Regions from separate parts of the Homo sapiens genome. Here region 1 is linked to region 2. The links are chromatin contacts, found by Hi-C or POLR2A ChIA-PET in ENCODE. All regions are on one chromosome and are shown on one strand. The core of a region is the stretch at or near the end of the contact, and the rest is flanking DNA. Distances in the headings are between cores, read along the strand shown.

The links. Hi-C counts contacts between places; a loop is a spot of excess contacts on that map. ChIA-PET counts read pairs that join two places held with the same protein, here RNA polymerase II (POLR2A). Pooled maps may share reads with other maps.
Region 1: a loop to region 2 is called in a map with no recorded cell type, with 5 times the contacts of the local background. The contact joins two enhancer-like sites. A Hi-C loop is called at or near these places in 1 of 168 maps with a recorded cell type or tissue (lower leg skin), 1 of 37 single-sample maps with no recorded cell type and 4 of 50 pooled maps. POLR2A ChIA-PET finds 5 or more read pairs at or near these places in 6 of 52 experiments (AG04449, HepG2, Panc1 and 3 more).

Annotation. Positions count from the first base shown.
Region 1 is chr7:140,211,566-140,214,757 of GRCh38, forward strand. No RefSeq gene overlaps it. Among named protein-coding and RNA genes, the nearest start is that of KDM7A-DT, 36 kb to the left of the region's middle. RefSeq lists enhancers at 1-2,882, 978-1,047. Within about 2 kb of position 1,251, at least 3 of the 41 ENCODE cell types and tissues checked have a DNase peak (open chromatin) inside an H3K27ac peak, as active enhancers do.
Region 2 is chr7:140,325,276-140,328,427 of GRCh38, forward strand. No RefSeq gene overlaps it. Among named protein-coding and RNA genes, the nearest start is that of SLC37A3, 72 kb to the right of the region's middle. Within about 2 kb of position 1,602, at least 5 of the 41 ENCODE cell types and tissues checked have a DNase peak (open chromatin) inside an H3K27ac peak, as active enhancers do.

The sequences.
Region 1 (3,192 bases), core at 1-2,500, 110 kb before region 2:
TACTAGGGAGGCTGAGGCAGGAGAATTGCTTGAACCCAGTGGGCAGAGGTTGCAGTGAGCTGAGATCGCACCACTGCACTCCAGCCTGGGTGACAGAGCAAAACTCCATCTCAAAAATAAATAAATAAATAAATAAATTCAAATATTATCCATTGTTTAACTGAAATTCAGATTTACCTGGGCATCCTGTATTTGATTTGCTAAATTAAGCAACCCTCCTCCTGGAGTTATATTTTACAGTTGCTCACTTGATCCTCAGTACTGCCCTATAAGGTAGCTCTCTTATCACCATCATCCCCATTTCACAGGTGAGAAAACTGAGTCACAGAGTTGTCCACAGCCATGCAAGTAGCGCGTCTGTTTCCACAGTCTGTGCTCCTAACCCTCTAAGCTGCTACTAGAGTTTGGGATCCATTAGTCCTCGATCCAGAGTGTGGCTCTACCACTTCTTAGGTGTATGACCTTTGGCAAGTCGCTTAACCTCACTGAGCTTCAGTTTCCCCTTCTGGGAATAATAATAATTCCTGACTTACAGAGTTTTGTGAGTGAGGTAATTGAACAAATAGGAAGTGATTCATACATGGCACTTGGATGATGGTGATGATGATGGTGATGATGATGATGATGGGAAGCCTTGGATCATGTAGAGTCATTGATGAGACTAGAGGAAATGACACGCCTGAGCCACCTCCGTGGCCATTCCCTTGCCTTCACATGCCTGCCTCCACCCTAGTCCTCTCCCTGCTCCCTAAACATAGACACAGGGCTGGCCCCAGGCCCCATGTGTAACAGGCTTCCTGCCTAAAGCCACCAGGAGCCTCAGAGCCCAGAGCTCCTGTTGCTGGTGGCTGGAGTTTACTGCCTGAACTTCTAGTCCAGGTTGCGGACTATGAGCAGTCCAGGACTTTCTCCTTGTCCGACAGCCCCTCCAATCACTGCCCAGGTGTGCCTACATCCTAGTTCTAGCTGCCACCAGGAAAAAATCCAACCCATGGAGCATTTTGCACTCATCTACAACTACGTATGACAAATGGTTTCCCCTCCCTGCTACATAACTCAGCCTGCCCGTGTGCATGCTCTGAACTACTTCAATCTAAGTATCTGCTGAGTAAGATCGAGACAGAAAATATCTGTTGATTAGGTTTTGTTTCTGTCACTTCTTGCCTTCTCAGGGCAAGTCAGTTCTAGAGGTTCATTTCCGGTCCCTCGGCTTCCCACCCTGAAGCCTCCTCCCTGCTCCAGGTCAGTTTAGCAATGGAACACACCCAACAAGCTGCCCCGCCTTCTCACACCTGGGCTAGGGTGTCCAAGGTGCTGGGGAATCTAGCCCTTAGCAAAGATTACCTTATCCCTAGTACCAGGATTATTTCAATGTTTTTTCCTTGTGTTTTGTTTTGTTCTACCATCAATGTTCCACTTAGGTATTAATCCTAGCAAGTAAACTAAAAAGGCCGGGCACAATCTGTAATCCCAGGCTTACGCCTGTAATACCAACACTTTGGGAGGCCAAGGCAGGTGGATCTCTTGAGCCCAGGAGTTTGAGACCAGCCTGGGCAACATGGCAAAACCCCATCTCTACAAAAAATTAGCTGGACATGGTGGCATGCGCTTGTGGTCCAGCTACTGGGAGGCTGAGGCAGGAGAATCACCTAAGCCCAGGAGGTCAAGGCTGCAGTAAGCCATGATCATACCATTGCACTCCAGCCTGAGTGACAGAATGAGACCCTGTCTTAAAAATAAATAGGCTGGGCGCGGTGGCTCACGCCTGTAATCCCAACACTTTGGGAAGCCAAGGCGGGTGGATCACGAGATCAGGAGTTCAAGACCAGCCTGACCAATATGGTGAAACCCCGTCTCTACTAAAAATACAAAAATTAGCATGTTGTGGGCATGTTGGTGGGTGCCTGTAGTCCCAGCTACTCGGGAGGCTGAGGCAGGAGAATAGTGTGAATCTGGGAGGCGGAGGTTGCAGTGAGCCAAGATTGTGCCACTGCACTCCAGCCTGGGCAACAGAGCAAGACTCTGTCTCAGAAATAAATAAATGAACAAATAAATAAATAAATAAACTTTAAAAATGTATGGTCAGTTTTCTCATTGGAACTATGTCTACCTCCTTGGGTGGAAAGAGCTCATTCTTCCATGATCAAGCCCTGACCTTCAAGTAACCCCTTGAGATTCCTGACTCAGTCTGACCTGACTCTTATTTTCTTCCAGGCAGTGATTTCGGCAGCACAGAGACAGCAGAGAAAAAGAGACCAGATTTCTGCTCTCAAGGCGTGAATAATAGTCTTGACCCAGATTCTAACTATGTGGTCACTCCTAGTCTCTTTTTAACTCACTTTCTTATCTTGACTCTTAGAACCAACAACACCTGGCTCTGGACCTCTCACCAAGCTGTGGTTCTATGCTCTCCTGACTTCCAACTCTCCGTTCTTGTCCTTCTCACCTATGTGAGTTTCCAGCCTTCAGACACTCCCTGTCCTAGTGTTGAGTCCTACCTCTGAGACCCTCAGCTGCCCACCCTGCAACACTGACAATGCACAGAGTCCAACCATCTGGCCCTCATAAAATGTCCCAGGCTCCATGCCAAGTTGCGCTACAGATTGCTTGGCCATCAGTTCCCTAGGAAACTGTAGGCTGGACTGGCTGCCAAGTCAATGGAGGGTTTCAGCCATGTGGTTGGCCACCTGGGCAGAAGCCTTGCTGACTGCCTTCTTATCTGGTAGTTCCCCTTCCTGAGCCTTGGTGCCCAACCCTATCTGAATCACCTGGGCCTTGGAAACCTGTTCCTTTGGAGTTCCAGCCCTTCTAGGTCAAAAGCACCTTGAATATCTGACGAGGGCCTGCCTTCATTCTTTTGATCTCTTTGCTGGTGTTCCTCCTGGATGCCCTTGGCCTGTAACAGCTGGCCTCCAAACACCGGCAAACCTGTCCCCAGAACCCAAGTCTGAGTCAGCAGAGTCTTGGTAACTTTCCCTAGTTCAACAAAAACCCACAGCTATACCACAGTCCTGCCTGCACTCACCCTCTCCACCCACCTGACCACTTATTCATTCAACAAATGTTTGTGGAGTGTGTGTTTTGGAGCCAGATAATGTGAGAGTTGAAGTTTCCCAACAAGGAATGGACAAAACATTGTTCCTGGCCTAGAGGAGCTCATAGCCAAAGTGGAGGCATTAGAATAAACATAAT
Region 2 (3,152 bases), core at 352-2,851:
CTCCTCCTCCACCTCCCAGGTTCAAGCAATTCATCTGCCTCAGCCTCCCAAATAGCTGGGATTACAGGCGCCCGCCACCACGCCCAGCTAATTTTTGCATTTTTAGTAGAGACGGGGTTTTGCCATGTTGGTCAGGCTGGTCTCAAACTCCTGACCTCAAGCAATCCACCCGCCTCAGCCTCCCAAAGTGCTGGGATTACAGGCATGAGCCACCGCGCCTGGCCCTAAAAAGCTTTTCAAAGGGAAAGACGGAAGTTGTCTTCAAATATATTGAGTTAGCCCTTCAATGTAAATAAGGAAAAAACTGTATATTTTATATATTTTATATATATATACACACACATAAATATACATACACACACACACACGTATCTCAAGAGAAAATATACATTTGTGTTGCTTTTTCCTAGAACCAATGGAAGAAATCATGAGATCCCCAGTGAATAGGATAAAGACCGTTCTAACCATGGGAGCTCTCCAACAATGGAATGGCTTCCCCGGGAGAGCATGCTCTGGTCCTTGAAAGGGGACAGTTTCCGCGGACAGGTTAGTGGCCAGCTGGTAGAGACAACACAAAGGAATTCACACACGAGAGAGGGAGGAAGCCGACTGAGCTCTAAACTCAGTTCAAAGCTGGATTCCAGATGATGGAAGGAAGAGTTGCTGGAAAATAATGTGGTTTTCCATAGGTGGACTGTCCATTCGGAGAATCTGTTCAACATTGGTAGTAGAGGGATGACAGCTGTGAGAGGTGAAGGGGGTGACTGAAGGTCTCTCCTCCCTCCACTGACTCAATTCAGAGGTCTGGAGACATAAAGACTGAAGAAAAAGGTGGACAGAAGCTAATTTAAGGGAGTGAGATTTCGAGTGAAGTTAAGGACCCACGTCTTCTGAGACTTTAGCACAGGCTGAGTCAGGGATTTTGAGGCTGAACTGTCTCAGTGGACGATCTCCAGGTCCTCTGCATCTTCCAGTATAAGGGACTGGGAGGTTACCAGCGGAAATAGGAGGCCAGGGGAGGGAACCGAGGACTTACACAGAGGGGAAACAGAGAGAGAATAACTAGCCAGGAGGACATCTAAACAAACGGATATAAAGTGAGACTGAAATAAAGAGCGTGCAGCACTTTCCTTCAAACAAGTGCAGCAGGCAGTGTCTGGGACTTTGTCTCCCCCTGCTGAGCCAAGAGGTATGAATGGTCCGCCACGGGGAAAGGGTTTTCACAGGCCAAGAACTGCTTCTTTGGGAAGGAAAACATAACCAACGGTATAAAAATCTCCTTCTCTCTCACAACCACCACGACCCTGAAGCATTAAAGAAGCTGGTAGACAGTGACATGGCTGTGCCAAGACCAGATGCGTGTGGAAGGGGACAGCAAAGGGGACAGCACTGGGCACCCCATGGCCACTCTTGCCAAGATTTCTCTGAAAGCTTCTTCCCTTCACCACCAATCCAACCCCTTTATCCAGAGGCTGTGCCAATGGCCTCTCACGGATTGCAGAGCCTGGGGCTGGGAGGGTGGGGGCAGGAAGTTAGGGATCCTCCCTCAGGTCATGACACAGGCTTGCTTCTCAAAAGATCTGTTGGTCAGGCGCCGTGGTTCACGCCTATAATCTCAGCACTTTGGGAGGCTTAGGCAGGTGGATCACCTGCGGTCAGGAGTTTGAGACCAGCCTGGGCAACATGGTGAAACCCTGTTTTCTACTAAAAATACAAAAGTTAGCCGGGCATGGTGGCAGATGCCTGTAATCCCAGCTACTCTGGAGGCTGAGGCACAAGAATCGCTTGAACCCAGGAGGCAGAGGCTGCACTGAGCTGAGATTGCACCACTGCACCCCAGCCTGGGCAACGGAGCGAGATTCTGTCTCAAAAAAAAAAAAAATCTGTTAAGGAGGATTATGAGGCTCTACACTCTCTCCAAGAGCTTGTTCACAGAATAATCTCTTTTCGGAACCTGAGTAGAACCAATAAAAGTAAAACCCACTGGGGCGTGTGGGGAAGGAGCGCTCTCTGCCACCAGTACTTTGGTCACGACTGTTGCCCCTCGCAGCCCCGCCTTCCTGGCTCCAGAATGGTTGCTCTTTATTTTATAACCCTATTAACATCTTCATTCGTCATTCTAGGACACAGAGGCCAGTTACGTCTGCTATTTGTTAGGTACTATTTTTTAATGGAAATCAACTGCAGTGCTGTTAGGTTCCTGAGGCTTTCCATGGTGAGCCTAAGAAAACAAGCAAAATGCTAAATAAATAAACAAATGCACACACACAAAAAATATCTAGGAGTGTGGTACCCTAATGTCACTCTGTAGGGTGTGATAATAACTACTAAACAAGGTAAAGGCCTTTGAAGTCCTCAGATGAAAGGTTTTACCTAAATACAATTATCCCATTAAATCCAAAAGAACATTCCTGTCCAACAGGGTAGCCCTTTTATCTGTGTTTCTCTGCCAATGAATTTCTGAGATGACAGCTTCCTGTGCCACAGTGATAAAGGGGATTGAAAACAGTTTCAAACAATTTTGCTACTTTTTATTTAATTCCTGAAAGGACAAAAAGAAAAAAAAATTCCTTAAACAGAGGGCAAGAACAAGCAGTAAAAAGCTGACCAATGGCATTTTAGAAGCAACAATCTCATTCAAGGTTAATTCAACATTTGTTAGAAAGAGGGGTGCCCGAGCAGGGACCCAAGGCAGACCTGGGTCAGCCGGGCACGTGAAACAGTCACACCTCCGCTGACTGTGCAGACACAGAATTGGGGGAGAAACACCAAGGCAGCAGTTTATCAAGTGGATGGTGCAACTCTTAGACTCAAACAGAAGATGAGGGAAAAAGAGTAAAGAGGTGCTGTTTAGAAAGGCAAACCTAGGCCGGGTGCGGAGGCTCACACTTGTAATCCCAACACTTTGGGAGGCCAAGGTGGGTGGATCACCTGAGGTCAGGAGTTCAAGACCAGCCTGGGCAACATGGTGAAACCCCATCTCTACTAAAAATACAAAATTAGCTAGGCATGGTGGCAGGCACCTCCCAGCTACACGGGAGGCTGAGGCAGGAGAATCGCTTGAACTCAGGAGGTGGAGGTTGCAGTGAGCTGAGATCGCACCACTGCACTCCAGCCTGGGCGACAAGAGCAAAACTCCATCTCAAAAAAAA